Linked DNA regions of Homo sapiens: region 2 is linked to region 1. The links are chromatin loops, found by intact Hi-C in ENCODE. Cell type or tissue: Caco-2. All regions are shown on one strand. Each heading gives the region's core, and the rest is flanking DNA. Links, peaks and the distances in the headings are about the cores only. Region 1 has its middle 36 kb from the start of MIR4261. Region 2 holds the start of LOC124906144 (small nucleolar RNA SNORA2/SNORA34 family).

Evidence for each region. Peaks named below come from ENCODE experiments on the same cell type or tissue, not always from the same donor. Only the 100,000 strongest peaks of a DNase experiment are listed, where the experiment ranks them.
Region 2: it touches region 1 in a loop (1.9-fold over the local background); 1 of 110 quality-filtered maps calls a loop at or near these places.

What each region holds. Positions count from the first base shown.
Region 1 is chr2:10,220,619-10,236,612 of GRCh38, forward strand. No RefSeq gene overlaps it. Among named protein-coding and RNA genes, the nearest start is that of MIR4261, 36 kb to the left of the region's middle. RefSeq lists an enhancer at 5,351-5,960. In Caco-2, for the core only: no CTCF peak of the experiment used is centred there; DNase peaks (open chromatin) are centred at 6,983 and 8,333.
Region 2 is chr2:10,153,571-10,169,564 of GRCh38, forward strand. LOC124906144 (small nucleolar RNA SNORA2/SNORA34 family) reads right to left here and starts at 1,636; the gene lies at 1,502-1,636. It also overlaps a transcript of RRM2 not described here. RefSeq lists enhancers at 9,359-9,964, 9,965-10,569, 15,718-15,994. In Caco-2, for the core only: a CTCF peak has its summit at 9,818 (motif pointing right); a DNase peak (open chromatin) is centred at 9,854.

The DNA of each region.
Region 1 (15,994 bases), core at 5,584-10,583:
CAAGCACATTTTTGCACAGCTGTGTGTACAGTAGCATTATTCACAATAGTCAAAGGTGGAAACAACTCAATTGTCCATCAGTGATGAATGGATAAAAAATGTGATGTGGTCTCTCCATACAGTGGAATATTATTCAGCCTTATTAGAAGGGGAGGGAATTCTGACGTCTGCCAGTACATGGATGATCCTTGAAGACATGAACCTTGAAGACATTAAGTGAAATACAGCAGTCACAAACAGACAAGTGCTGTGTGATTCCACTCCTGTGAAGTGCCTACAGTCGTCACATCCATAGAGACAAAGGCAGAATGCTGGGTGCCGGGGCTGGGGGGGTGGGGAGCTGTTGTTTAGTGGGTAGAGTTTCGGTTTGGGAAGATGAATCAGTTCTGTGGACAGATGGTGGTGATGGTTGCACAACAATGTGAGTGGACTTCATGCCACTGACCTGTACACTGAAAAATGATTAAAATGGTAAACTTTATGTATATCCTGGCAATGACAAAACAGTGCCCAGACGGGAATTCCGGAGCCCCAAATCTGCACAATGAAGCTGCAGCCAATTCCTCTGGGGGTGGGGGGGTGGCGGTGACAGGTTCTAGTAAAAAATACTTGCTTTGAGGACTGGTTAACTCATTCATAAACCAGCAAGCGCTGGCTGCACCTGCTCTCTGTGGCACCCTGGGAGATGGCCAGCTGTGGGCGCCCGAGGGTGGGTTTCAGCACCACTGCAGGGGAGGAAGAAGGGTTGGGGGGATGGGGGTGCGAGGTCTCCCCAGGCCTCAGAGGCCAGCGGGCCCTGCTGCCATCAAGGGCGAGCAGGGGCTCCCTGCGGGGGGGTTTGTGCCTTTCCCGTTAGGCCCTTATCAATAGCGCAAGTAATTTCAGGTTTGGCTGGGAAAAATTCACTCAATCAGCTGGCGTCTATCATTTCCCCATAATGACTGTGTTTTTCTCTGGCTGCGAGATGCCCTGAAGCACTTATTTTCTTGAACTCAGAGCAGCTGCAGGGTCCGACTGTGGGAGCTGCCTTGGCAGGGGTCACACTTCCTGCCTTTTTCTTTCTCCTGCAGGAATTTAGCTGTCAGCGCCAGGCGAATCGGGTCCCTGTGGCGGGTTCCTTCTCCCCAGCCCCCTGCTCAGCTGTCAGGATGGAGGCTAGATGTCACCTCTGCCGTGGGCCCCCCAGAGGGGAGGTGGTTAATCAGGGTGATGATGATGAAGATGGCAATGACCCCTTTGGGGTGCACAGCCCTTTACTACTGACACCTCCTATTCCTGCTTGATATCTCATTTGAAGTGCACAGCCCTTTATAGTTGACATCCCCTATTCCTGGTTGATCTCATTTCATCTTCACAGCCATCCCAGGGGTTCAGGGGTTATCCTTATTTTCCAGGGAAGGCTCGGAGAGAGTCAAGAAATGCATCACCCAAATGGCCACCAGTACAGACGCTCTAACACCGGCATGACTGATTCCATCACAGAGCTCACCCCATGTAGTGGGAGTTAGGGATTTTGTGGCTTCTCATCAAGAAGCCTTTTGTCCTCCATAAAACAGGTGTGACATGCCTTCCCAGTTGGCCTCCCGGGCATGGTGAGAACAATCAAAGAGACATGGTGGATGGGGCGGGAGGGCATGAACTGGGAGGAGCCATCTGATGGGAGAAAGGGTCAAGGGTGGCACGACTGCAACTGACCTCCAGCTAATTCACTCCACCTGCCTCAGGACAAGTTCCAACGCTGGGGGTCAGCCTTGAACACAGGGAAATGGGGGTGGGGCGCAGGCATCAGGCCAGGGTGATGGGCCATTCACATTTGTTATAACGGAACAAAAACCAGCGATTTCCTCCGAGATACAATCAAGCAAGTTTCCAATAGCAGCCGATGTCACAGAGGGGAGCCGCGCAGAGTGAATGGTGGAAACACTGATTGACACTCTTATTGGGAAGAGGCCAGAAGAAGCAAACATTAACACGTGGCTGTCAGAGGGTTGACCAGACACTGGGCCTAGTCCTCGCTGTGCTCCAGGGCTGGGGTCAGCAGGGCTGATAACCTCATTTGCAGAGTCCATGGTGACCTGGAGTCATTTCATTAGTCCCTTTGTCAGAGGCGTTTGAACCAGAGCGACTCCATCTTGAATAGGGAAGGGCTGGGTGAAATAAGGCTGAGACCTACTGGGCTGCATTCCCAGGAGGTTGAGGCATTCTTAGACACAGAATGAGATACGAGATCAGCACAAGATACAGGTCATAAAGACCTTGCTGATCAGGTTGCAGTAAAGAAGCCAGCCAAAACCCACCAAAACCAAGATGGCGATGAGAGTGACCTCTGGTTGTCCACACTGCTACACTCCCACCAGGGCCATGACAGCTTACAGATGCCACGGCAATGCCAGGAAATTACCCTATATTGTCTAAAAAAAGAAAAAGTCATGAATAATCCACCCCTTGTTTAGCATATCATCAAGAAATAACCATAAAAATGGGCAACCGGTAGCCCTTGGGCTGCTCTGCCTATGGAGTAGCCATTTTTTATTCCTTTGCTTTTTTTCATAAACTTGCTTTCACTTTATGGACTTACCTCGAATTCTTTCTTGCACGAGTTCCAAGAACTCTCTCTTGGGGTCTGGATTGGGACCCCTTTCCAGTAACACCTTTGGCTTCCAAGAAGGAGGTTGCATATGACTAATAAGAGCGTGGCATTTGACTCAAGCCTGAGAAAGTTCCAGGGTGACAGTGAGTAGTGAGGGACTGCTGGGGCCCCAGGAGTAAAGTGCCCAGGGAAAGCGGGCTTCTGCGGTTTAACCATCCCAGAATCCCTGTCCCTCTTTTGGGGAGCCATCCCTCACCTGCTCGATGCCCGTATGTTCTGCTCAGGGCAGCCCCCACCCCCCACCTGAGACTTTGGCCCTCTATTCCAGAGGTGGCATGGAACCAACTAGAGCCCACACTCCCTGGGTCAAAGGTGGGAGAGATCCAAGCCAGAGAGCCCTCTCTGTGGTGGGGGCTTCTGGGGACAGGCATATTCTCTGTCGGGGTTGAGGAGGTGGCGGAGTGTGAGGCTGTAGAAGCTGGCAGAGGCCTTTGCAGCCGTGCGTGCCTTGCCTAAGGAGGAGAGCAATGGCCAGGAGAGCGGCCAGAGAGAGCCCAGACTCAGGACGTCCCTTGAGCCCCCGCATCCTGCTGTGCCTGCATCCCCCGACCCCCATGGACATCCTGGTGTCACTAGCCAATAAACTCCCTTTTCTGCTTGCACTAGACAGAACTGGGTTCCTGTCATTAGCAACCGAAAGTGTTCCAGCTAAAAATACACTCGAGATTTTAACTTCTTTAAACCCTCTCCTAAATTATAAATTGCTCTTTTAAATATAATAATTAGTGGTGGTAATAATTTATTCTCAGGTCTTTGAATACAATGTTCTGTTTCATGGGAAACCTGAATTGAGTGGGGAAGCATTGGAGGAAGGTGGTCCTGGTCCCACTAGCCTCCCAGAGGCCTGGCATGTGAATAGCAACACTTTGGCCAAATGCGCTCGGTAGCCATCATAGCCCCAGGGCCTGTGAGGAAGAAATCATCCTTTGGTGACTGACCTGGCAGGTGAAAGAGGTACCAGGGGTGATGGAGGCCCTGAGTGAGGGGGCATCATCAGGGAAGATTGTCCCAACCCACCAGGAGGGGAGAGAACGGGCACAGTTACCTTTCGAAGCATCCCGGCGTAGGTCCTGTGCTGGGCCCTCAGGAGCATCAGGCCTTTCCATACTCAGCAGTCAGGCAGCAGGAAGGTGTCACTCTCCCCATCCTGCTGCCAAGAACCAGGGGCTCAGATGCCACTGACGACTTCCACCCCGGTCCTCTGCCTCCTTTCATGTCCCCCTGTGGATGAGGGGGACATCGGTCATCTCTGACCCTCATGGCGTTCCAGGAGAGAGCAGGAGAGAGATTGCTGTCCTCAGCCTGGAGGCGGGGTGGGGGTGATGAGGACCAGAGGGCCGGGCGCGTTGTCCAGGAGGCTTGGGATGTCCCTGGGACCCAGGTCTCCCTAACTCTCTGCCGTGGGCCGAACTGGGTCCCCCAAAAAGATATTCAAAGTCTTAAACCCCTGTGACCTTGTTTGGAAATGGAGTTCTTCGCAGATGAAATCCAGTTAAGATGAGGTCACCCTGGAGTAGGTTGGCCCCTGAATCCAATGACTGGTTTCCTTGTGAGAGAGGAGAAGAGACCCCCAGTGAGAATGTCAAGTGACAACAGAGATTGGAGTGGCGTGGCCACAAGGCAAGGAGTACCTGGGGCTACCAGAAGCTGGAAGCGGCAAGGAAGGACTCCCCGTGCCCCCACCCCCACAGGCTTCGGAGGGAGCTGAGCCCTGCTGACAGCTTGAGTGCGGACTTCTAGCTTCCAGAATGAGGAGAAAATGCATCTCTTCTGCAGTTGTTGTTTTTGAGACAGGCTCCCTCTGTTGCCCAGGCTGGAGTGCAATGGCAAGCAGCCTCTACCTCCCCGGTTCAAGCAATTCTCCTGCCTCAGCTTCCCGAGTAGCTGGGACTACAGGTGCCCACCACCACGCCCGGCTAATTTTTGTACTTTTAGTAGAGACAGGTTTCATCATGTTGGCCAGGCTTGCCTCAAACTCCTGACCTCAAGTGATCTGCCCGCCTCGGCCTCCCAAAGTGCTGGGATAACAGGCGTGAGCCACCGCGCCCGGCCACATCTCTGTTGTTTGAAGCCACCCCATCTGTGGAACTCTGTTAAGGCAGAGTCATAGGGAACTCACACACCCTGTAAGCTCAGCGTGACCCGGCCACCGGGACATGCAGCTGGGAGTGCTGAGTGGGGAAGCGGGGAGGGTGAGGGAGGGAGACGACTGCCCACTCTAGGTCACAAACGCCCCAGAGTCAGCCTTGGCCCATTAAGGAAGGAGTAATAACACCAGCCTGCTCCCCTGCCCTCTCCTGAGGCTGGGCTGTCATCACAGAGCGCTAAAGACACCTTCCCTTTGAATTGGAAACAATGTCCTCCCAGCTGCAGCACCTGAGCCAGAAGCACAGGAATGCTTTCAAAGGAGGGAGGGTGTGACCCCAAGAGAGGTTCAGATGTTCATTGAGCAGGCCTCCCTGCACCTGGGCCGCCAGGCTGGGTTAACTCCCTCCGCCCCAGGAGCTGTCAGGCAGCAAGCTCCCTTCATTCAAGGCTGCCTTGCCCTGCAGGTGGGCTAGCCACGGCCTCTCTCACTCCTCTCCCCTCTCTCCAGCCCCCTTGATTGCAGTTGCTGGTGGCTGCTTTATTCTGAGGCTGAGTCCTCCCTTTATCCTCTGTCCCAACTCTGGTGGCCTGGCTGGGAGGTCCTGGGCTGAGGCCATAGGCCCTTTGCACCCAGAGCCTACCTCCCAATGCCCCTGCTGACACGGGTCTTGGTTTTGTGCTCTCAGTGGGCCTCACCGCTCTGCCCCGTGCAAGGATGCAGCCGTGCCAAGACCCCAGCACAGGCTTGCCCAACTTTGTGTCACTCCCCGAGACGTTCCCAGCATGTGAAGGTCCAGAAGTCACTAGAAGCCCAGGTGGCTGTTCCCCAGCCTGTAGCCTCTGCCTTCTGAGCCTCCAGAGTACACAGCTGAGTTGTTTACGGCCCTGAACTTTGCAAGCCTCTTACGCAGCATTTCAGCTGCGACCTGGAAGCTTTTGAAATATTAAAATCTTGTTAGCTCCCTGAGCTTTTCCAGGGCTTCGGAGTCCAGTGACTTCCTCTGGTTTCACAAGTCAAATTCAGGCCATGGCTCTTCGCCTCCCTTTGCAGGGTGAGCTGAGGCTTCGAGAGGACGCCTCTCCCTGTCTCCGTCACCTGCCCTTAGCTCTTGGCCTGATGCCTGGTGAAGACTTATGGGTCCTCTCCTGATCCACCCTCACCTTGGCTGTGGCACTCTGATGGGGAGTCCTGGCAGCCACAGCGGCCCCCATAGCGGGCAGAGCTCTGACCCCACTTTATTAGTGGGACCCAGCCCAGCCAGGGCTCGCCAGGGCTCTCTGTTGCCTGACTTGGGATTTCTGCCTGTGTTCCACGAGTCACAGCAGATGAGGTGTTCCGGTTATCTACCGCTGTAAGAAATCACCCCAAAACACAGTGGCTTAAAACACCAAGATTTTATTCTCTCTGATGGCTTCTGTGGACAGGAATTTGGGACACACCCAGCTGGAAGGGCCTAGCCTGGGACCTCAGATGGTTGCAGTCAGATATGCCTAGAGCTGGAACAGTGAGGCTGAAGCCTCTTTTCTTGTAGCCTCTCCTCTCCCGCAAGCCAGAGGAGGAGCCACAGAGGGTTGCTAAGTTCCCTTCATACCAAGGGAGGAAATTTTAAAAAATAAGGACCCACCATCCGTTCTCCCCATCACTTCATAAAAGAATGGATGTGCCAGGTGCAGTGGCTCATGGTTGTAATCCCAGCACTTTGGGAGGCCAAGGCAGGAGGATTGCTTGAGCCCAGGAGCTTGAGACCAGCCAGGGCAATATAGAAAGACCCTGTCTCTACTAAAAATTTAAAAAAGTAGCCGGGCGTAGTAGCATGCTTCTACAGTCCCGTCTACTCTGGAGGCTGAGGCGGGAGGATTGCTTGAGCATGAGCTGTGATCGTGCCATTATGCCACTGCACTCCAGACTGGGCAACAGAGTGAGATCTTATCACTTAAAAAAATGGATGTAGTTATACATCTGAGTGCAAAGGTCAGTTATTCACAGTGGACATATTTGCTTTAGAAAAAACTCACCCCACAGATATTGTTCTCCTTTTGTTCCCCACCAGCAAAAACTTGATCCCAGAGGCACATTCCCTGGCCCTGGACTCCCCTTTCACAGGGTTGGAGCAGGACTCCAAGGTCAAGGTTCCTAACAGCATGGCCCAACCCCAGGCAGCCCCTGTACGCTTCCTCCTGCCTGCAGGACAGAGACCTCTGGCCAGTCAAGGCCACGGATTTCAATAGAAAACCCATCGAGAGCTGCTTGCCTGTCTATGGGGGAGGGAAGATGCTGAAGGCAAGGCTCATACAGGCCGGGAATCTGTCTCCACGCCCCTGCTAGCCTGTGAGAACAGAGGCACTTAGTGTAGTCCAGGATTCATTCTTTTGTCTCCTAGGATCCCTCCCCTTAGAGCTGCCTTCTATTTTTTTTTTTTTTTTTTGAGACGGAGTCTCGCTCTGTTGCCCAAACTAGAGTGCACGAAATCTTGGCTCACTGCCAGCTCCGCCTCCCGGGGTTCACACCATTCTCCTGCCTCAGCCTCCCGAGTAGGTGGGACTACAGGCACCCGCCACCATGCCTGGCTAATTTTTTGTATTTTTAGTAGAGATGGGGTTTCACCATGTTAGCCAGGATAGTCTCGATCTCCTGACCTGGTGATCCGCCTGCCTCGGCCTCCCAAAGTGCTGGGATTACAGGCGTGAGCCACCGTGCCCGGCCAGAGCTGCCTTCTTAGAGTCCCTCGCTCTGAGTCACTGCCTGGAACGTCGCTGGCTGCAGGAAGCCCGTCCTTTTCCTTGGAGCTGAGTACTTCTTGCCCCTTAATTGAATGACCCCATACTGTGGTTTGTCCCCTCATCTTTCATTTGCAGGAAAGCGTTTCTTTTCTGTCTCCTCTTCCAAAAGGTCATTTAAAATCAGATCTCAGCTGTGGGGCACAGGCTTTGAGACTTTTTGTTTTGACAGCCTGGAAGCTTCCTTCTTGTTCTGTTCTGTTCCAACTAGGAGAGGTCGTGCCCAGGTGCCTCATGGATGATGGACAGTTAGAGCCAGCTCCATGGCTCCCGAGAGCCTGGAATTCCATGGGAGGAATGGTGGAAGCTGGTTGTTAAAATGTGGTTGCTTGGCGGGAATCTTTACACCACTGAAATGGGAACCATCCCACACAGTGTCTGACCCCACTTAGTGAGGGGGGTTCAGCCCTGGCTCACGCTGCAATGTCTGGGAGGCCTTTATGTCAAGTGCCTGGGCCGCACCACAAGCTAATCAAATCGAAGTCCCTGGGAGTGAGGCGGGTGCACTGGCATTTTAAATTCCCCTGGTGATTTCAATGCACAGCCAAGGTTGAGAGCAAGGCGAGCGGCTCCTGTGTAGAGATGTCTGCCCCAGGAGACACGATTGATCAGCCAACTCCCTCCCAGGCGCCACTGCTCACTGCCCAAAGCAGGGCTGGGGGCTGTCTGGGAATAGGGCAAGACTTCTCCTTCATTGAAAAAGGCTGATCTATGTCCCAGACCAGCACCTGGTCCGAGGCCAGTTATTTACCCAGTTATTTAACTGAGCTCTTTATCTTCTTGGTCAATAAAAAGCACCATGAAAGCTCTGATATCAGGGAGGGGCGGCCAAGCACACCTTTCCTGGGAAGCACAAATACACCGTGTTTATTAAGGTGCTTGGCGACCTGGGGCGAGTCCCTGCCCCACCCGGAGCATCTGTCTCCAGGTTTAAATGCGGGTGTTTTGCTGAGAGATGGCAAGGCCTCGTCAATGCTGCCCCCTCAGACTGCCCAGGCTGAAACCATGGCCTTTTTTCTTTTAAACACACAGACTCAGAAGGGAGGAGCTGAGCCCAAGGCCCCAGGTAGGGGAGCTGGGCCGGGCTGCCACTGACGTACGGGCTCTAGGTGCCCTGTCTCAGATGGCTCTGCAAAGAAGCTCCGAGACTGGGCCTCCGGGCCTGAGGAGAAGCGTGAACAGGGGGAGGGTGGGGGGCTCCACAGGGGGTCAGGGGCTGGAGGATTGGGGTGGAGCAAACCAGGAACCCACCGTTTCAGGATGTCTTCACTCTTTTTGTTGGCAGCAGCCTCAAAAGCTGAATGGAGCCAACTTCATCATCCTCTTCTGAATGATCTGATTCAAGTGGGGCCTTGCTGGGGAAACTGAGGTCCAGCCACCAACAGCAGTCACGATGCTCCTGTAGCTCCCTTCCCCCAGTTTACTCCCAGAAAGGTCTACATTGTCAACAGCCACAGGGCTGACCCTCATTTCCACGTCCAGGCCCTGGCCAGGGCCATTGCTGGAGCCCAGCTAGGTGTTCTGCTGTGCCCCACCTGGGAGCTGTGCCCCATCCCTCTTCCCTGCAGCACCCACTGACTCGCCTGGCCATGGGGCCTGGGCCCTCACTGTTGCAGTGCTTCCCATTCTGTTCCGTTTCATTTGGAATTGTTCTTCCAGTGTTTAGAGTGTTCCTAGAAAGGGACTGTAAGCGCCACCAGAAGAAAGGTCATTTGGTATCCTGTCCCGATTACCAATTCAGGCAGCATGAAGAGAAGGGAAGTGAGTGGGACTTGGGCCCAGAGAGTCCTGAGTCCAAATCCTGATCTAGTCCGTTAGCAGCCTGAGCCTCTTATTCACCCACAGAGCGGATGAACCCTCCCTGTAGGAGAAGCTGCAAGCTCTTCCCGAGATATCCATTTCCTTGTCTTTCCAGGTACACTCCCCACCCCCTCCATTTTTTTTTTTAGACTAGATCTTGCTGTGTCGCCCAGGCTGGAGTGCAGTGGATCAATCTTGGCTCACTGTAGCCTCAACCTCCCAGGCTCAAGGGATCCTCCCACCTCAGCCTCCTGAGTAGCTGGGACTACAGGAGTATGCCACCACACCCAGCTAATTTTTTTGCTGTTTTGTAGAGATGAGGTATCACTATGTTGCCAAGGCTGGTCTAGAACTTTTGGGCTCAAGCAATCTGCCTGCCTCAGCCTCCCAGAGTGCTGGGATTACAGTGTGAGCCTCCACACCTGGCCTCCAGGGGCACTTTCCATCCTCCTAACAGCTCGGTGTGAGTGAGCTTCAGCCAACTGAAGGCAAATGGAGCAAGGCATGCAATTCCTGTGTCAAGGATGTTATTATAGGAATAGCTGGGTCCCCTCCAAGCTCTGCCAAGCTTTTCCCAGCTGAAAACAGGGGAGATTGAGGCCCTCGTGGCTGGTGACCCTGGGATGGAAGGAGCCTGGGTCTCTGTGTGGTCACTGCACAGAGGAGAGCTTCTACTGGTCAGGGACATCTGCCTTGACTGGGTGTGAGTGAGCAGTAAACCCCTGTTGTGGAGCCGGTATACATTTTGGGTCTATTTGTTATAGCAGCTAGAGTTATCTGAACTAATACGCCGCCTCACAGCTTTGTTGGGAAGATGAAACGAAGTATGTGAAAGGCCTGGCATAGTGCCTGGGACACAGAAAGTGGGGGCACTTATAGATTTTAGTTTCTTTCTTTCCTAATTAAGATTAATTGTTCCCAAGCACATAGGTAGACATGGCCTCAGTCCTTTTTTATGACTCTGAATTGAAGGCTTAGCTTTAAATATTATTAGTTAATATAAATGACATACATAATCGTAAGTATTTTATAATTAGTAGAAGCTTAGACTTTCTTAGGAATCCAGTCTTTAAGGTGCCACTGGCAAAGCTGCACCAATCAAGAGCTTTGGGCTGCAAGCGACAGAAATCCATTTGAAACTGGCTTAAGCAGCTGGACGTGGTAGCTCACGCCTTTAATCCCAGCACTTTGGGAGGCCGAGGCGGGCAGGTCATTTGAGGCCAGGAGTTCGAGACCAGCCTGGTCAACATGGTAAAACCCCATTTCTACTAAAAATACAAAAATTAGCGGGGCGTGGTGGTGGGTGCCTGTAATCCCAGCTACTCAAGGAGGCTGAGGCAGGAGAATTGCTTAAACTCACGAGGCAGAGGTTGCAGTGACCCGAGATTGCGCCACTGCACTCCAGCCTGGGCAACAGAATGAGTGAGACTCCATCTCAAAAGCAAAACAAAGCAACATAACAAACAAAAAAAGAAACTGGTTTAAGCAAAATAAATGATTGAATGATAGGTAAATCCACACATAGCAATGGATAGGCTTGTGATGTGTCCTCAGGTATGGCTGTATCCCGGCACTTAGATGGAGCTTCCAGAGCTCTCTCCCCACCTCTTGGCTGTTGTAGCTTATTCTGCAAAAAGATTCTCATGGGAGGTGGGCAGGATGGTCCGGAGAAGCCATATAGCCACACCCTCTCATGATAATAATAAAACTGGCTGACGCCGGTGGCTTCAGATTTGAAATGAAGTGGGTTTGCCACCACTTCACCCCTAAGCTAGGCTGAACTGCCTGCCAGCCCTGGCACTGCTGGACGAACACAGGCCTCCCTGAGAGCAGGCAGCGAGCAGCCCAGACCCAGCCTGGCTCAAAGGGGAGGAAGGCCCGGGAGGGATGGAGCCTGGAGCTCAAACCCTTTTGGAAACGCCTGTCAGAGGTGCGTCTTCTCCCTCTGCCCCTCATGTTTGTGCTTCAAAAAGAGATTTCAGTTTTGAGTAACACACATTCGGCTGCAGACTGAGCCCTGCCATCAACAGTTATGAGACAGACTTACCGACGCCTCCAGGTCCCTTCCTAAAAACCCAAAGCAGAAATACCTGCTTCTTGTCCCTACAGCTAGTTGGATGGAAAACGAGGTCTCGGGGAATAAGCGGAAGGAAGTGGGAATGTTCTAGGCTGGAGCAGTGACACTTATGGAGGTCATGAGGGCCGTCCTCAACCTCCCTGTGCCGTGCAGCTCTGGAAGGGGGCCCTGGGATGGACACAAAGAAGCTGATTTTGCTCAAACTAAGGAAGCGCTTTTTGGAAGTCAGGGCAGCCAGCGCTGGAAGGGCTTTTCCGGAGGCGCCGAGGGCCCCGTCAGCGGCCGTGAGAGTAGGAGTTGGGAACGTCGGGTGGAATCTGAATCCGAGTTCTGAGTGTGCAGGGCAGGCCAGCGCAGCCACCAAGGCCACGTGCTCATCTGTGTGGAAGGGAGAATGCCGTCCTCACAGGGAGATCAAATGAGGGTGATTGGGGTGCTGCTTTGCAAGAAACATGCTAAGCAAATATGACCATCCTCAGCCCAGGAGACTTCAAGGGCTAAAGGCAACGGGAGCTTCAGGGTCAAGGTGGGGGTGCACCGGCAGGTGGAGTCAGGCCCCGGAGGCCGCGCGGGGCTGTGCTGGCTTGTGAGCACAAGGTGCCCATGGGTTGGCTGGAGCTCTGCAGGTTCCTACAAAATGCCAGGGCTGGCCCCCAGCCCCAAAGGGAGCTCACATCCTAGTGTGGAGGGGAACAGAGATTGAACAAGCACGTAATAATGAGTGAGCTGTGTTGTGGGAGAGAAGGTGGGCAGTGCAACAACAGCCCAGGTTTATTTCTTTAAAAAAACAACAAAAGTCTGGGTGCGGTGGCTCACGCCTGCAATCCCAGCACTTTGAGAGGCTGAGGCAGGTGGATCACGAGGTCAGGAGATCGAGACCATCCTGGCCAACATGGTGAAATCCCATCTCTACTAAAAATGCAAAAACAAACAAACAAAAAAACACAAAAAACAAATTAGCTGGGTGTGGCGGCTTCTGCTTGTAGTCCCAGCTACTTGGGAGGCTGAGGCAGGAGAATCACTTGAACCTGGGAGGCGGAGGTTGCAGTGAGCCGAGATCACGCCACTGCACTCCAGCCTGGTGACAGAGTGAGACTCTGTCTAAAAAAAAAAAAAGCAACAACAAAAAAGAAAAAAAGTGGTGGCAGTTGGTGCTGTGAAAGTGCGACAGGATGAAGATTGTGAGTGTGTGTGTGTGTGAGAGAGTGGGTGAAAGTGAAAGTGTGAGAGTGTGTGTGATTGTGTGGGTGTGAGTGAACCAGTGGGTGTGTACGTGTGTGTATGAGAGTGGGAATGGGTGCAAATGTCTGTGACTGTGTGTGAGTGAATGAGTGCATGTGGGTGTGAGTGAATGGGTGTGTGACTGAATGTGTGTGCGAGTGTGTGTACGAGTAAGTGGATGTATGAGTATGTATGTGTGTGAGTGAGCAGGTTGTTGAGCCGTTATACATTTTGAGTCTGGTGAGTGTGTGCATGAGTGTATGTGGTGTGAGTGGGTGTGAGTGTATGTGGTGAGTGTGAGTGGGAGTGAGTGTGCATGAGTATATGTGGTGTCAGTGGATGTGAGGGTGCATGAGTGTATGTGGTGAATGAGTGGGTGTGTTCATGAGTGTATGTGGGTGAGTGAGCGGGTGTGTGTGCATGAGTGTGTGGTGAGTGTGAGTGGGTGTGAGTGTTAATGAGTATGTGGGTGAGTGCATGTGTATGTGGTGAGTGTGAGTGGGTGTGAGTGAGTGTGCATGAGTGGGTGTGTGAGTGTATGTGGTGAGTGTGAGTGGGTATGAGTGTGCATGAGTGTATGTGGGTGTGAGTGGATGTGAGTGTGCATGAGTGTATATGGGTGAACGTGAGTGGGTGTGAGTGTGCATGAGTGTATGTGGTGGGTGTGAGTGGGTGTGAGTGTGCATGAATGCATGTGGTGAGAGTGGAGTGAGTGCATGAGTGTATGTGGTGAGTGTGAATGGGAGTGAGTGCACATGAGTATATGTGGTGTCAGTGGATGTGAGGGTGCATGAGTGTACATGGTGAGTGTGAGTGGGTGTGAGTGAGTGTGCATGAGTGTATGTGGGTGAGTGTGCATGAGTGTGGGTCGGAGAAGGCTGCAGTACTACATACAGGCCTCAAGGAGAAGCTGGGGTTTCAGTGGGAAGTGGAGGACTGGAAGGGGAGAGTTGGGGTGAAAAGCCTCGGTTGGAGCTGGCCGTCCTGGGGAGCACGGGAGCCCCACTTCCACTCTAGCCACCTCCTCTACAGCAAGCTGAGCTCAGGAGCCTGGCAAGCACAGTGGTGGGGCCAGGAGCTGGGGCACAAGTGTGAAAGCCAAAGTATGCCAAGTGGAGGGACGTCTTTCCCATGGTCTCCAGGGAACCTTCACGTCCCTGTAGTGAGAGGGCCCTGCAAAGAGACAGCTGCAGCTCTTACCTGCGGGGGGCACCCTGAATTGGAGCCCCACATCCGCCCTCACCGCTCGGCCCTCTCCCCAGCTCCCAGCAATGAGGGGGCCGAGTACAGCCCAGGGAGCACTCAGGGAGCCGCAGGTGGCCAGATGCCTGAAGGGGCCTGGCTTGCGCCATGGCCGTGGGCAGGGAGTGGTTTCCCAAAAAAGGAGGGCACTGGGCTGAGGGGTGTGAAGGAACAGCCCCTGGAGTTGGGTGGGGAACAGGGATCAAAGCCAGTGGGGCTTCTGGATCCCCCCAGCATCGTTCCCCTGCCCTGCCACCCTGTGGCTTTGCAGCTGGGAAGACGCAAGACTCACCCGCTCAGCGTCCTCCCTGGGGCTGGAGAGAGGTTTGCCTTCCCCAGTGCTGGAGGATGGTCACCAGCAGGGGAGGGGGCCACACAGTGGCCGCAGCTTGGAAGGCCCCAGGTTCGAGGGGAAGCTGCCCCCATCGTGGGTCAGTGGGCCTCCTTGTCTCAGGAGGAAACCAGGTCGTTCCAGGTCACCACAGGAAGTGATGGATTCTCCACCCAGCAGGGCCTGCGGACTTCGTTTTATCAAACTCTCTGGAGGCACAAATCCATGTGGGTGTCCTTCTGGCTGCTCCCCATCAGCTGGGCTCTAGGCCAGACCCTCCCTACTTTTCTGGAGACATCCCTTGGGGAGGCGGTGGGCTATAGAGCCAGGAGCTGGCCAGTCAGGCACAGGAGGGTCCTAATCCCCCTGGGGCCTGGCACTGGGGAGTTAACTTTGGGGGCCTTCACTTCCTTCTCTGAAAATTGGGAGAACAGATACCTCCTCCTAGGGCGGGGGTCCAATGGGACCATAAAGAAGGCCTTTGGCCCAGCGCCGGTTTGAGGAATTGCTCAGTAATTCCAAGCATCTGGGGATGTGGGCTGAGGGCTTAAGCCTTGGACTGGGCTGCAGAGGTCTGGATTCTGGTCCCAGCCCCGCCACTAATAAGCTGTGGGGTGGCAGGCAAGCCTTTCAATGTCTTGGGGACTGAGTTTCCTCATGTGCACCTGGGAGGTGCCATGCCAATTCCATGCAGAAGAACCTTTGGGACTGTCCCGGGATAGCAGCTGGGAAGGGCTTCCTGGGTAAACGTGAGGCGTGACCGGGCATCCCTACTCGGCTGCCTGCCGGAGGTTTCCGAGGGGCTCCTCACTAGCTCACCGCCCCCAGAAACGTCCTCCTCTTTCATCCCGGACCGTCCGTGAAGGGGTAGGTGGTGCCGTCTGTCATGAGGCCCATGGCAGTGCCTTGTGGCTTCTGACGCCTGCCCTGTGGCTTGCAGGCAGATCCACCACTGTTCTTTCCTTGCCTTGCACTTCCTGTGGGCTACGCATGCTGTACCCATTTCACCAACAGAAGACTGAGGTCCAGAGGGCGTGGGTGTGTGCCGGGGTGCGCGCTGCTGAGTGCGGAGCCAGGGCTAGGCTAGGTCTCCGGCATGTGTCCTGTGTCCTGGACAGCTCCGGTGGGCACCTGCTGCCCCGGACAGTGAAGAGAGCCCTCTCCCTCTCAAGGTGCCTTACTCGAATGCTTGATTCCAGGGCCTAAAACAAAGTCCACTGCGGTTTCCACCACCTCCCAGCTGATTCAATGGGGCTCCACCCAAACCGGGGATCACCGTATTTCCCAATGAATTGGGGTTGGGAAGCGGGGAGAGGTGCCTGTTCCCAGTGGGCACTGTCCCCTGCCTTCTGCCTCAGGCAGATTTTTCTCAGCTTGGCCTTTGCCAGCGCCAGGGGGTGACACCCTTCCCACCCTCTTCCCTCTTCTCCATCCTCCTCAGGGCTCCCTGCAGCCCCAGCCACCTGTGCCTCCCCAGCTGCCCAGAGGGCACAGGCAGGACCTCAGGAAAAGGCACCCATCTGTATCCACCCCCATCCTCACCGTGGAGGACCCATCTTCATCCCCACCCCTGTTCTTCCCATTGAGGGGCCCGTCTTCCACTGACCCCCACCAGTCCTCACCATGCAGAGCCCCAGGACCCCAGCGAAGTCAGCCAGACATCACCAGGTGCCACCTCCTCCTCCTTTCCAGCTCTGTCCAGCTAACTTGTGGTTCCCATGGCACCAATGGACATTCAGAGAAATGTTCTAGATCGGGGGGTGTTGGACAGAGTAGGAGGGATCCCCTCAATTCACATCCAAGCCTG
Region 2 (15,994 bases), core at 7,266-12,265, 65 kb before region 1:
TGTTTTTTTCTTCTCTAGGAAAAAAAGAGGAAAAGCCATCAGCAATACCAAGGGAAACAGTAAGCTAAGATTGGCATAGTTCTCAGCAAGCCTCACAGCGATTCTCTGCTCCCTCCCTCACCCCTTGCCTACCTTTAATCCAAAAATGATTTTACCAGAATGTCCAACAAATAAGACAAGACCCAAAAGCACTGAGAACTTTTTCTTGCTGCCAAGTATAAAACACAGACCAGTATAGTGGCTTAAAAAAGCAAATTCCCAGGAAAATTTATAGAGATGGAAAATAGGACAGTAGAATAGCAGGGACTGGGGAGGGGAGAAGGGAGAGGTGCTGTTGAACAGGTAGAGTTTCTGTTTGGGCTGATGGAAAAGTTCTGGAAAAGAAATTGTTGATGGTTGCACAAGATTGTGAATATTCATAATACCATTGAATGGCACAGTTAAAAATGATTAAAATGGTACATTGGGTTACCTATGTTTTACCACAATTAAAGAGTATTTTTAAAAAAGCATATTCCCTCTGGGGTTAGTTAGCTGTAGTCAACACCTAAGTTCCCCAGTGATGAACTGAAGTATGGACCATCAGCATAAATGTGAATTAAAATTAAATATTGCCAGGCAGGCTGGGCGTGGTGGCTCACGCCTGTAATCCCAGCACTTTGGGAGGCCTAGGCGGGCAGATCGCTTGAGGTCAGGGGTTCTAGACCAGCCTGGCCAACATAGCGAGACCTCGCCTCTACTAAAATAAATACAAAAATTAGCTGGGTGTGGTGGCACACACCTGTAGTCCCAGCTACTTGGGAGGCTGAGGCAGGAGAATTGCTTGAACCTGGTGGGTGGTTGGGTGGGGGGTGGGCGCACAGAGGTTGCAGTGAGTCAAGATGGCATCATTGCACTCCAGCCTGGGTGACAGAGCGAGACTCCATCTCAAAAAAAAAAAAAAAAAATTATCAGGCAGTATGAGGTTGCATGGTCAATATCCTAACAGTCACAAAGCAAGCAAGTGATCTTGAGGGGGAAAGGGAGGAGGTGGGAAGAAAGGAGGAGGACCAAGTTCCGCTGAGTGGCTAATAAATATTATTTTGGTTAAGTCCCTGTCTCCACAGAGTAAGTCCTGATTCTTTTTTTTTTTTTTTTTTTTTGAGACTGTGTTTCACTCTTGTTGCCCAGGCTGGAGTGCAGTGGCGCGATCTCGGCTCACTGCAACCTCTGCCTCCCGGGTTCAAGTGATTCTCCTGCCTCAGCCTTCCCAAGTAGCTGGGATTACAGGCATGCGCCACCATGCCTGGCTAATTTTGTATTTTTAGTAGAGACGTGGTTTCTCCATGTTGGCCAGGCTGGTCTTGAACTCCCGACCTCAGGTGATCCGCCTGCCTCGGCCTCCCAAAGTGCTGGGATTACAGGCATGAGCCACTGTGCCCGGGCTGTAAGTTCCTGATTCTTAAGCCTAACATAGTTAAATTGCTCTGTAAAAAAAAAAACAGTGGCTTTATATTCAAGACCATGTTGCTTCCAACTGAATTGGCCACTGACACTGGGATACTGAGCAGTGAACAGACCACAAGGAAGACATCACTCTCGGATCCTGTTTGAAACCAACAGCTACAGCAAAACACTAGTCTTGATTCAGGGCCTAATGGGGTTTCTTTAATTAGCAAGTTTACATTCATGGAGTCTTGTGAAAATGGTTAGATAAATTGCAGAGAAATAAATAAGTATTTTGTACATCTGAGTATTATTGTTAATTTCCACCTGGCTACATGAGGCTCCCTCCTCTGGGTTTTCTCTCTATGCCCTTTTGCTGTGGACAGAAGGTACCTTGCTCATTCATCCATCCAGCCGGTGAGCCAGGGGGCAGCCCGGAGGGAGGAGTGGAGGGGATGTGGGCCTGGAATTAGACTGAGCTTGGTGTGTCCCCAGCTCAGGCCGCACTGCCAGGCCCTGGTTTCGTTACTATGAAATGAGGGGTGGGGTGGGTATCTGGTCTCCCACTCCCCATTACTGAGGGGTTCCCGGGCTCTCCTCCACCCTCTGATTCCTCCCCCTCTTCTGTTCCAGTCCAGAATGCCTCCTTTCTGCCTAAACGCCTCTGATCTTCATTTGATCATCAGCAGCTGCAGACCCATGAGCCACTGGGCCTGACCTGGGAGACACTGGCCCTCCACTTCCAGTGCTCTCCAGCTGGATTTCCTCCAGAACAGTGGCAAAGAGTTCGCCCAGAGCTGCGTCCCCTCCCTGGGAAGCAGCGCTGAGTCAGGGTTACCTGGCTCCACTGTGCCCCTAGCGAGGTGAAAGTTCGCACAATGACATGGGCTCTCTGTTGAGGATAAGGAGGCTACAGCCCAAGGAGCTTGTGCACCGCAGGCAGAGCCACTCAGGTCATCTTCCAGAGCGGGATGTCTGACTCCAGAGCCCGCCAGCCCACACTGCTCTCCTGAGGACTGGGTTTCTCTGGCCTGAGTCTGCCTGAGTCTACAGGAAGAACCCTGCTGGCACCCCAGTAAGCCCCTCTAGACCTTGGAGCTCTAACTGCTCTCAGAGCTCACTTTTCAGTTAGCCTGTAAGGCAGGGGTGTCCAATCTTTTGGCTTCCCTTGGCCACATTGGAAGGAGAATTGGCTTGTGTCACACATAAAATACACTAACACTAACGATAGCTGATGAGCTAAAAACAATTAAAAATCACAAACTCATAATGTTTTAAGAAAGTTTATAAATTTGTGTTGGGCCACATTCAAAGCCGTTCTGGGCTACGGGTTGGACAAGCTTGCTATAATGGATCAGAGATATGTACAGTCTTAAAGAAGAAACAGCTCCCAGGCCTGTAAGACCTATCAGGGCACTCACTGAATGCTGTGAGCAGGGGAAGGGGCAGTCCTGGGCAGTGGGGTCCTCTCTGGGGGTCCAGCTGTGTCTCCAGTCGTCTGGGGAGCTGGGAACAGCACACCAGGGTTCTTGCCTCCTGGGAAAGTTCTCACAGAAAGAGAGAACAGAGGTGCAAAAGCTAGGCCATGTTCATTATTCTTTCATTCCCTACTTATTGAGCTTTGACAATGTGTGAGGGACTGCTTGATTGATTGACTGATTGATTGGGACAGGGTCTCTGTCACCTAGGCTGGAGTGCAGTGGTGCAACCTCAGCTCCCTGTAACTTCCGCCTCCTGGGCTCAAGCCATCCTCCTACCTCAGCCTCCTGAGTAGCTGGGATTACAGGCCCACGCCACCACACCCGGCTACTTTTTGTATTTTTTGGTAGAGACAGGGTTTCGCTATGCTGCCAGGCTGGTCTTGAACAACCAGGCTCGAGTGATCCTTCTGCCTCCCCTTGGGCTCCCAAAGTGATGGGATTATAGGCTTCAGCCACAGTGCCCAGCCAGAGGAACGTTTCAGATGCTGGAATCAATGGTAGTGTGTTGGAGGAAGGGAGTTTCTGAGCTCAGCCCATTTCTTTTTTTTTTTTTTTTTTTTTTTGAGATGGAGTCTCGCTCTGTCGCCCAGGCCGGACTGCGGACTGCAGTGGCGCAATCTCGGCTCACTGCAAGCTCCGCTTCCCAGGTTCACGCCATTCTCCTGCCTCGGCCTCCCGAGTAGCTGGGACTACAGGCGCCCGCCACCGCGCCCGGCTAATTTTTTGTATTTTTAGTAGAGACGGGGTTTCACCATGTTGGCCAGACTGGTCTTGAACTCCTGACCTCAGGTGATCTGCCTGCCTCTGCTTCTCAAAGTGCTGGGATTACAGGAGTCAGCCACTGCAACTGGCCCTAATAGACATTTTTTTAAACTAAATTATTACACTACAGAAAAATGCACACATCATAAGAGCACAGCTCGATGCCTTTTCTCAAAGTGTATGCACTTGTGAAGTCAGCCTCCAGATGGAGAAAGAGAACATCATTAGCACCCAGGAAACCCCTCTTGGCTCCTCCCAGTCCTGACCACACTAAGGCGCCTCCATCTCCACTTCCATCCCCAGAGATGGCCGCTGCTCGGTGTGGTACTTTATGCAGACAGGATCAAGGATGGTACACTTTTTGGTGCCCTTTTTTGGCTTGACTCAACATTATGCTTGTGAGACTGTGTTGCAGGTAGCTGTAATCTTTTTTGTTGCTGTAGAGAGTATTCCATTGTTTGACTATACTACAGTTTGTTCATTCTACCCCTGATTGGCATTTGTGCATTTCATTTTTAAAATTATGAATAACTCTATTAGAGGCAACTAATGGCTCAGTTTTGCTCCTTGCTCTGCAAACCAACCCTGCCCATAGGAACTGAACTTGTAAAGGGGCAGGTGACGTATTTTAGTGAGAACCTTCCATGGCGTAACCTAGTAGAATGCCTAATGTTGGAACCTCGGGCATCACAGCTGGCCTATTTATTTTAAATAAATGAGTTCATGAATAAATGAAGGAATAAAGGAATGAATGAGAGGAGGGGTAAGTGACTAAATGAATGCATTTCTGGGAAGAGCATTATTGGGTACTCACCTGTGTCAAACACCTCTGGTCATCTTCATAAATGCTGCCATATGTAATCCTTGCCACAACCCTTTGAGATGGGATGGCTACCTTGATTTTACGGATGAAAAAAATAACAAGGCTCAGAGAATCCAGGTCATTTAACTCTTCTGAGCTCTCCATTTTCCCATGTACGAAATGGGTGTCAGTAGAGCTCCGCAGATTGTTGAGTGGGTGAGGGGGTGATACAAAGCGGTCAGCAGTTCTGGCACAGGAAAGCGCTCGCGAACTTCCTGCGCATCATTATTCTGGCTTGTGCTCATGTAGCCTGTAAGTGGCCTGGCCAGGATTTGAACCTACAGCCTTCCATCATCCCCCTGCACAACTCCTGCCACCCCATGCTGCCTGCCTCTGGGAGATTAGGTGAGCAAAGGGGTCTTGGCCATGTCTTTCCATCTGAGGCACTCAGTACAGAGGGTGAGGGGTCCCTGAGCCACCTCTGCTGCCTGCCCTAACTCCGGGCTGTGATGAAGCAGCTCTGTTGGATGAAGCAGCCCTGGCTCCGATGCTCTTCCTCCCCTCACCTTCCTTACCCAAAGGATGAGGTTGGAATACAATTGCAGTGTCTGTGCTCACTAATTTCATTTTCTGTGTCTGGAGTAATAGGGGCCCTCAAACTTATTATGCTTATTTGAATTTCAATAATAAGCAGCCAAGCGGGAGACTGGCATGGGGGCCGGGGCCGTGCTCTGAGGAAGGCCTGGCTGCCCCAGCTGGGGAACAGCTGGGTGCTTCCGAGGAGTGGCCTTCTCTCCCGGGAGCTCGGGGTTGGTCAGCTGGTCAGCTATGACCAGGCAGAAGCTGACACTGACCTGACCCAACCTGGGCAGGCCTAGGAGAGCTCGTCCCCAGACCTTCACCTTGGAGAACCAAGTAGTAGTGAGAACAGTGCCGCGGGGCTGGCCCAGATCATCGGTCCTTTGGACGTCTTCTTCCATAAATGAGTCATTTATATCACACTCTCTTGTCAAGAGGTGGAAGTCAGTTTCCAATGGGGACCAAATTGGCCCTAATTTTTGTTCACCTCTGGTACTGAGAGGTAAGGTGGGGGTGGGTGACATTTTCAAAGGGGCTGTATCCCTAAATGAGATAAGACCACTCCCTTGTGGGTGGAGACACCCTTAGCCCAAAGGCTTGAGTAGTTGAAGAGCTGTAAACAGTGGCTACCAGGTGCCCCAGGTACCCAGACGATGAGCAAAGCCCCAGAGGGATCCGAGGAGGTGACACCAGCATTTTCCCCTGACTGGTTCTCGCCCTCAGCCTGGGAATGTCGCTGAGTCTTTGGTTCTTCCAGAGACCTGTCTTTTGGCTGCCAGCCTTTGCATAGTGTCCACTCCTGTATCTAATTCTCAGGAGACTGAGGTCTGGCCTAGGCGGGTCTCTCCTCCGACTCAGTTCCATGCACTGAATTTGACCCCTGGGCCCAGATCAGACACAGGGTCTTTCCACGAGGCCCTCACAGAAGGTGGAGCTCTGAGCGGTGTTTTTCAAACAGGATTTTAATGGTGCAGCAAGAAAAGAAAGACTCCAGGATGACTGAGGTTTAGGCGTCACTGGGTTGAAACGGTTAAAGAGGCTTCCTTCCTGCAGGGCTGCTCAGAGCCTTTATTGGCCGCTGTATTGTGTGTTCACACACACAGAGATGGAGACTGGAGCTTTTCCCCAACACTCAGATCTTTGTTTCCCAGAAGCCTCTCCAGGGAGAAGAGCCCAGCGTTTCAGAAACGCTGGCTTGAAGGAGCCCTGGGAGCCTGCCCCCCAGTTTCTCTGTAGCCTCACGATTGTGCTTTCTGCTGGTGAGGGAGGTGGCTGGAGGTGGGAAGCGCCCAGGAGGCCCGGCTCTCCTTGAGGACACAGCTCTGCTCTTACCCTTTGTGCTTAGTGCATCCCCAGGGCCCTCGGGGGAAAGTCCAGCCCCCTCTCCCTGCCCCTCCAGGCCCTCTGTGATGAGTTTCTTCCCTGCTCTTGTGTGATTTCCTGTGTGCGCCTACATCCCAGGCAAACCAGGGGGTTCCTGCTCTTATGGGCTGCCGTCTTCTGCTCATGCTGGGCTCAGCCTAGATACCCTCCCCTACGCCTTGCACATAGTTCGGGTTTCACCTGAGCTGCACCCCTTTCCAGGAAGCCTTCCTGATTGTCCTGTGCTAGCTTTTCATTTCACTGCTCCCCAGCATTTTGTATCAAATCCAAATGCCTTCTGAGCTGACAGCATCTCACTCCCTGACAAGATGTGGGCCCCTGGGGAGCGGTGCCAAAGTCTGGTTAATCCCAGGGTCCCTGCTGCCTGCACGGAGTGGTGCTGAGTGGAGACTCCAGGAAACCCAAGAGCTTCACCTCGGGCTTGCCCATCGGGCCCTGCAGCTTTGAGCAAATCGACCGAAGGTGCCTACTGTGTGGAACCCAGCAAGGGGAGCCATGCAGACCAGGGAGAGGAGGCTGGCATGGGCAGGGGCTCCTCCCTAGAGGCTGCTTGGATTTAAGGCGGTTCCCTCATGCCCAGCTCCTCTCCTTCCTTCCCATATTCACCATAGAGGTTTGGGTCCCCTCTCCCCTCTGCCTCTGCCCCAGGACCACCCGTGCAGACCACCCCCGCCTGCCAGACCAGTCTCAGGGCATCTGATGGCTTCCCTGCCTGCTCCGCCCACATCTCAGGCCAAACCCCTGGACGTCAGGACACTGCACCATGCAGCCCACTGTATTTTCAGTCTTTCCTGGAGCCCTGCCCCCGCCAGGTGAGCTGGCTGCTTTCTTGGGAAGCCAGGACCTTCCTGGCCACCTCTGTCTGCCCTGTTGCCTGCGCCCCTGCAGTGCTCCCACCAGGCTTTCTGAAGCTGGCCTGGCCCTGAGACCCCCAGCCCTGCCTCTCTGTGGAATTGTTTCCTAGCTGGTCGCTCCGTCCTTCCGAGCCTCCCTCTTTGGGGCTGCAGAAAGCGTGGTCTGAGCTACACAGCACTGAGCTCCACCCTGTCCCAGGCTGGTAGTTCTTTTTTTGTTTTGTTTTTTGACACAGGGTCTCGCTCTGTGGCCCAGGCTGGAGTGTGCGTGATCTCAGCTCACTGCAACCTCCCAGACTCAAGCAATCCTCCCACCTCAGCCTCCCAAGTAGCTGGGACCACAGACATGCACCACCATGCCTGACTAAATGTTTGCATTTTTGGTAGAGACAGGGTTTCCTCGTGTTGCCCAGGCTGGTCTTGAACTCCTGAGCTCAAGTGATCCACTTGTCTCGACCTCTCAAAGTGCTGCAATTACAGGCATGAGCCACTGCGCCTGGCCTGGCGGTTCTTTATTAGCACAGGTCCAAGACTTTGACTTCCTTATTGCAGGGCAGATATGGATGTGTGTGTCATGACCTCCACCACCCGCGTGCACGAGGGGCACAGCCTCTTGCAGGTGTGTCACGTGGCAACCTGGACCAGGGATCTCCCCAGCCCAGTGAGGGGCCAGCCTCATCTCCATTCTACAGATGAGAAAAATACATACACTATTTAAAAACACTTCTATCCAACACAGCCACACACACACATTCATATGCATACTCACACATGCTCACTCATGCACTCACACATACACTCACACTCATGCACACACACACATTCACACACACACACACACATTCACATGCATGCTTTAACTCGAGGGAAATGAACTCACAGGACTCTAATTTCCTGATGCCATAGGAAGAACAACGGGCATTCCTGTCATGTTTTTCATGGGAAGCTGATTCAGAGAGGCTAAGGGGCATCCCTAACGTCACACAGCTAAGAGGCAAGGCTGAGGTTTGCACTTCCACTGCTCTGACTTGGAAGCCCAGTGAGGCGCTCAAATTAAAATTAGAAACCTTTTCCTGTTGTCCAGGCAGAAAACCGGGAGAGGGGAGAGAACAGCCACTAGGGCGAGGACAGAGCGCAGCCACTGGGCAGCCGGGAAACCGAGGCTTGCGCCTGGCTGCAGACTTCCCTCTTCAGGCCCTTCTGGCACCATCTGCTCCAGAACCCACAGCTCCCATCCGCCGCTGCCTGGGATGAATGGTGCCCTGTCAACAGTGATACACCTGCTGTTTAGTGGGAAGAGAGGTGCCAAGAGTGCACGGGATGCCCGGGTGCACAGAGGGGAGGAGACAGGGCACAGCCGAGCTGCCAGGCCAGGCACAACTTCTTGATGAATAGAGAGGTGTGGAGCCGCCCGTCGTTCATGTCGATTCTCTCAGTCAATCAAAACGCTGCCACAGCAGGCTTTGGGATGCGGCGTCTCGATGTGTGTGGGCGTGTGCAGGGCGGTTGCTGATATTAGTCATGAGCGCTGGCCCAGGAATCAGAGACGGGGATGAGTCTCAGCTCTGCCATTTCTTGGCTGTGTGACGTCTGGGCCTTGATTTCTCCATATGGAGATAGAGAACCCCTTCCTTCTCTGTCCCCAGAAAAAGTGCCGGCCACACTCTCCTTGGCCTGTCAACAGCGATGCACCCGCTGTTTAGTGGGAAACCATCTTCCTTCATGAGGTCAAAGCCCTCACTTTTTTCTGGGAGGGATGACTGTGCACCGTGAGTTAGCCTTAGAGTCAGGCCCAGGAAGACATCAGCCACCTGCACCCCCCCGCCGCCCCCCACCCCCCTGCCGAGGCCTGGGGAGTCACAGCTCTTCCTGATCTTGCTGTGTGGCCTCGGGCAGGGCGTTTGCCCTCTCTGGGCCTCAGGCACTCCATCTTGACAATAAGGCCATTGCACTTGCTATTCACATTGGGCCACCTGTGCCAGCCATCCATGACAGGGGTTCTTTAGGTAGAGACAAATGGCCTGCAGGGGCGGGGACCCCCGGGGCATGGCCGTCCACTGCAGGTCCCAGGAGGAGCCCCAGCCTGGCTGGCTGCTTCCAAGAATAGAGTAGACAGAGTCTGCACGGGGCTGCCAGTGGGCCACTCCTGCACGCAGGGCCCCGGGCCCTGAGCTCATCAGTGAAGCAGGTAATTATGTGTGTGCTTTGTTCCTGCACAAAGGCACTCTCAGAGAACTTCCAAGAGGCTCTGCTTCCTTGCTGATTTGATTTTTTCAGAACTGGAGTGTGAAAGTCAAGCTGAACCTGCTTAATTGTGCCTGCGAAGGCTATTCAGAGAGACTGCTCTTGGAAAGAAATCAGGACAATTAGCTCTTGGCTGCAGGGAGAGGGGGAGCGAGCGCTTGATGGTGAATGTCAGCCTGTTCCTGGGAGAACCAAAGGGCAGAGCTGGGCAGAGTGGGGAAAAGACGGGCGGGGGGGTGGGGGGGCATCTGTAGCTGTCTCTGGGGCTGGGGCCAAGCCCACCACCTGCAGGGGGCACCAAGCTCCACATGTGGGTGTGGGGCAGCCAGGCTGGGAGCAGAGGCCAGGTCCGACAGCAAGCTCAGGGCCACTCCCCTCAGTCCAGTGAGGGTTGGTTGTGTGATCTTGGGCAAGTCACATGGCCCTCTCGGCCTCAGTTTCCCCGGGTCTGCAAAATGAGTGCTGTGCAGAATGAGCAGATGGAGCCCACTCATCCCGGGCAGTGGCGGGTGGGAACTATGGGGTCCACAGCAGATGGTGCCAGAAAGGCCTGAAGAGGGAAGTCTGCAGCCAGGCGCGAGCCTCGGTTCCCCGGCTGCCCAGTGGCCGCGCTCTGTCCCTGCCCTAGTGGCTGTTCTCTCCCCTCTCCTGGTTTTCTGCCTGGACAACAGGAAAAGGTTTCTAATTTTAATTTGAGCACCTCATTGGGCTTCCAAGTCAGAGTAGTGGAAGTGCAAACCTCAGCCTTGCCTCTTGGCTGTGTGACGTTGGGGATGCCCCTTAGCCTCTCTGAATCAGCTTCCCATGAAAAAGATGACAGGAATGCCCGTTGTTCTTCCTATGGCATCAGGAAATTAGAGTCCTGTGAGTTCATTTCCCTCGAGCTAAAGCATGCATGTGAATGTGTGCGTGTGTGTGTGTGTGTGCATGAGTGTGAGTGTGAATATGTGTGTGTGCATGAGTGAACGTGTGTGTGAGTGTGCATATGAGTGTGTGTGTGTGGCTGTGTTGGATAGAAGTGTTTTTAAATAGTGTATGTATTTTTCAACCTTTTTTGAATGGAGCCCAGGGTGTATTTCCCAAATTCTTTTTACATTATTTTAAAGAGAGGCAGCAGAGTGTTATGACAGAGAACCAGCTATGGAGCTGGCCTGAGTCTGCATCTGGGCTCCACCTCACCAGCTGTGTGTGAAACCACTTTGTTCCTGTTTTCTTATTTGTAAGTAGAGATCATATCATCTATCCACATCTCTGCCTAGGTGTGTGGACGGCTTAATACACTTGGAAGCCTCAGAACAAGGACTGGCAGTAAGTGCTCAATACATTTTATCATCATTGTTATTTTTGACGCTGAGGGTCACTGTAACGACCAATGAACCAGCCAGTGAAGTGGGATGAATCCATTCAGGAGCACACAGGGCTCGGGTGCACTCAGTGCTCACGGGCGAAGTGAGCAGGCTGGCATCTGTTTGGATTGGTCTCTGCTTGAACCCTGTTAGTTGTTAAACAGTTTGAATGCCATCCCAGGGTAGAAGAGACAGAAACTTAAGGGCTACTTACAGATGCAGGGACTAGGGGAGGGATGTGGGTGTGGCCAGAGAATCCAACCCTGGGGACCACCCATTTCCTATCTGGGCGGCCAGGGCCCTGCAGGAGGTGCCCCCGTCACTTACAAGCCAGGGCCCCCACTGCCCCTCCCTGGTCCTGCAGTCCATCTGGGATGTGAGGCTACTCAACCAAGCTCAGTTTTTGCAGCCAGGCGCACGGGGGAAGGCTGCCACTGGCTGCCATCACCGACTGCGAGGGGTTCCTCATTCTCAGCTGGCTTTACCCTTTGCTGCTCCTTGAATAAAGTGTTTTGAATTCTGCCGCACAGAGGGGACCCCGCTTTACTCTTTTGGTTTCCTTTTGCCCGAACACAGCTCACTACAGCCTCAACCTCTTGGGCTCAAGCCATCCTCCCACCTTAGCCTCCTGAGTAGCTGGGACCACAGGTGCACATCACCACACCTAGCTGATTTTTTATATTTTGTAGAGACGTGGTTTCACCATGTTGCCCAGGCTGTTCTCAAACTCCTGAGCTCAAGCAATCCGGCTGCCTCGACCTCCCAAAGTGTTGGGATTCCAGGCATGAGCCACTGTGCCCGGCCTCTTTTGGTTACCTTCATCGGAACACTTGCAGGGCCTTTGAGAGACCCCATCAAACACGTTTCCCTTTGGGCACCTACACTGAATCCTCTGGGATGAAATTTCAGCCAGGAGAGGGACTGAAGTAGAGTCACATGTGGGGACCTCCCATTAGTGGGCTCCGTAGCTGACGGTCCCAGGACAGGGGCCCTGTGTGGAAAGAAGGGCAGACCTAAGGGAAGCCAACAGGGGTGAGGACCACGGCGCAGGGGCCACATTTAACCGGCTGGGGACCAACTGTTTCTAAGGCTTCCGCCGCTCAGCTGGGCAAAAGGGAGATAAATATTGTAAAGTTTACGGGAAATAACAGTTTTAAACAAGCTCTGGAAGTGTAATGTGCCCACAGGCATTCATCATCATCACCGCTCTCATCCTCTCCTGGGTGACCAGGGCGATGAATGACCCAAAACACCACACACGAGGAAAGGCAAAGAGATCAGAGACTGGTTCACCCAGAGAGACCGGGATGCTGCCTTCCAAAATGGAAGAGCTGTGCTGGAAAAGCTGCATTTGACTCACTGGAATAAGTGCAGGGGTCCAGGGCCTGCTGATTGCTTCCTGGTCCCTGTGCACATGCCCCGTGGTGACTCCGTACAGTGCTTCACAGATCTTTTGCTGAGGAGCTGGGGATGGGCAGGGAAGGAAGCCTGGACTGGGTGCCTAGAAGCTCTGGGCAGCAGCCGCATCAGAGGCTTTTGAAGGCAGGAAGGGCAGCCAGCGGCCCGGAGGGGAGCACAGCAGCTGCTGGTGACAGCTTGCTGGGTCGTCACAGGGGCTCTGGACGGTCCTTCTGCCCCGAGGTTTGGCTTAGCTTGGTGAGGGCAGCGTGGAGGACACCGTTCCATCTTAATGCCTTTCCAATAAAGCCTTGAAGACGACAGGCCCCATTTCCTGAGCAGAGCTGAACAGTTACTTTACACTTCATCTAATTGATTAAAATGACTCCTCTAAATTAACCAGGCCTTCCAGAGCTGAGTGCGGGAGAGTGAAGTCCAGAGACCAGAGCCGGCTGCAGGGGCAGGCCGGGGGCCCACAGCCCTTCTCCCGGGCCCTGCTGTCCACCAGCCCTGCTCGCACCCCAGGTTCCTGGTGGCCGATGCGCTTAGGTCAGCCGACTGGCTTCTGTGCTCTGCCCCTGAACACCAAGCTGCCCTGAACAGAGCCTGGTCTCTCAGGGTGAGGGTGGGTCAGGGATACCGCGTGTGCTCCCTGCTGTCTGCGTCCGTGTCTGGCAAATTGGTGAGGGGTCAGGCATCCCAGGTCTCCTTTTATCTTCCACACTGCCCCTGGGGGTAGAGAATTATGGTCCCATTTCACAGCTGAAGAAACTGAGGCCCGTCTGCGATGCGTAGCTAGCAGGTGCAGAGGCAGGGATCAAGGCTCAGCCTGTTGCCTGCAAAGCCCTCGCCCTGTTCCCTATGGCGCACCAGCTGCTTGGATGCTCCCACGCAGCAGTGCCTTGTCATCACATTCTATTTGCTGAGCGGCGATGGAACAGGCCCTGCGTCCCCGCCTGTGTCCTAAGCACTCCACAAGCATGAGCGTGTCTAGATGGTGATGGTTTGCTCATGGTCTCTCTCTCAGAGCTTTTACCCTGGCGGGGTTGGGAGCGTGGCAATGGGTCACCACTGACCCTGTTAGGAAACAAGTGTGTCTGTACGTGCCACTTATGATGGGGACAGGCCGTGGTCACTTTGCTGGGGCCAGTGTCAGCAGGATGGCAGATGCTTTGAGAACACGGCTAAGAACTCTGCCTTCTGGAGCAGGATGTCAAATGCTGTTTGATTCAGGCATGTGACACCTGTCAAGAGCCCTGGCACAGCTGCTCTCGAGACACGCCTCGACTGCCACTCTCCCACCCCTGCGTGGCACCCTCCTGACTGTTTTATCTGCCTTGGTTTTTCTGGGTCTGGTGTAGCACCTGCCCCATAAGAAGCGCTCAGTAAATGATTGTTGATAAAAGATTGAACCAATCAAGGAATGATGAGCCAGTGAAGGGCAAATGACTGGAAGCAAAAGGCCCTCTTGATGGAATTGGGAAGAAGCTGATCCGAGGGCCCAGGACAGCCTTCTCTTGAATGCCCTGCTGCTGAGGTCTCACTGCTCGGCTTGGACTCGCCTCTCGCCCTGCCTGGCTGCAGAGGACAAACAGTGGGGTGGTGGGTGTGTGTCCGTGCCTGTGCGTAGGATGTGGTAGCTGGTGAGTGTCAGGGCTCTGCACGCTGCGCCCTGCCTTGCTTCTTTCTCTCCTCTCAGGCTGTGTGTAGTCCTGGGCCAGGTTTTTTCAGCGGGCGTGGTGGTGGGAAGGTCCTCTGTCCCTTGCTCATCCTGTGTCCTGGCTCTTCCTCCTTGTGTCTTCTCTCTGGGCCAGGAGGAAGTGGAGAGGTGGGATCAGGGCCGATGTCCCCAGCCTGGGTGGCAGTGTACTGGACCATGGGTTCCCACCCAGAACTCTTCATGGCAGAGACCTATGGCCTGCCTGTCCTCATCTGAAGATAACTTGGCCGTTCTGATTTCTCTTCCCACACAAGGCCATGGTGGCTGCCTCTGAGATTTAATAAGCCCTTAGGTCAAATGTCTGCTTGGCCAGAGGAATTGTCTCCCGGGCTTTCTTGGAGACAGCTCTAAAGCATGCAAACTATAGTGTCAGGAGGAAAAGCTCTTCCTCTACCTACTTTGTTCTGTGTTTGGGGGTCTGAGAAATTTAACAGTCAACAGATCAACAGTAGAAAAGACAAAGGCTTTTCTGTTTTTTTTTTTTTTTTGCCTTAAGCAAAAATCCTGCTAGGTTGGTTTAGCCAGAGCCCCCTCATTCCTGGTGTTTCCCCTTAGTAGTTTTTCCTCCACTGATCCCCACCCTGCTCCGGCTATTAATTCCTACTTTTCCTTGCTGTATATGTGGCTGAGCCCAACCTCTCTCCCCAACTGCAGAATCGCATCACAGTGGGTCCTATACCTAAGGCGATAGTTCCTTCCCCCCACCCCTGACACCCCCAATAAAATGTGCCTTCTTACCATCATTAACAAGCATCATTGAATAATTTTGATTTAATAGCGGGTTCGAGAGATCTCCTCCATCTTCATCCTGGCAGGGCTTCCCCTCCACCCCAGAAAGGAATTTATGGCAGTTTCGCTCTGGGCCTCCTTCCTGGGAGTGAAGCTGCCTCTTCTTGAAGAGGGGGTTTATGGCAGCCTCACTCCCAGAAGTTTCTGCTTTTAGTCAGATAAGGGAAACTCCAAAAATGCTTCTTTCTGGATCTGTTGAATCTCAAATGTCTTCAGTTTAAAATAATCTTGATACCAACTCTGGGGGTTGGGGTGGGTCTCACACCACTCTCCTATGCATCCCTACCTGCTAAAAAGATGTGCCGGCTCTGGCCTGGCCGGCTCCTCCACCTTCCAGCCACCTGTCCTGTTTATTCATTTCTTCCCTCTCTTTTCTCCTTTTCTTTTCCATTTATCCAGTCATTCCTTCCTTCTACCCACCCACCAACCTGATCACCCACTCATTCTTCTCTCCTTCAATCCAACCTTTCCTCAGTACCCAACCTGTGCAACTGTACCATGGACTCCTTCAGGCAGTGGCTCCCAACTCCCATCACAGAGCAAATGCTCAACACACACCCGTGTTTCATCTGTTATTCAACAAACACTGATCACTTGCTTCTCTTAATTATTATTATAATATTTATTTATTTATTTAGAGACAGGGTCTTGCTCTGTCACCCAGGCTGGAGTGCAGTGGTACAATCACAGCTCACTGCAGCCTCCACTTCCCAGGCTCAAGCCATCCTTCCACCTCAGCCTTCCAAGTAGCTGGGACTACAGGCACATGTCACCATGCCCAGCTACTTTTTGTATTTTTTTTTTTTTTTGTAGAGATGGGGTCTCACAGTGTTGCCCAGGCTAGTTTTGAACTCCCGGGCTCAATCCTCCTGCCTCAGCCTCCCACAGTGCTGGGATTACAGGTGTGCGCCACTGTGCCCAGCTGCTTCTCTTTGTAAGTTCCCAAGTTGAAGCACCCCCTTCAGGTGTAGTTTTAGACGTGCAACATGAGGGGAAATCTTAGGTTAATTGCTGGGTCCAGAATTGCTCTGAAAGACAAAGACTGTCTTTGTTCTAGAAAAGTGCTCATAGGCGCTGTGAAGGCCTTGATGTCCTCTGGTGCCAACGCAACAGAGAAGCCAGCAAAATGCTCTGCATGGGACAGGTTCTGGTTTTTGCTACAGAGACTGTAAGAGATGCAAAGCCAGGACGGTGAGGGTGAGCTGGGGTTG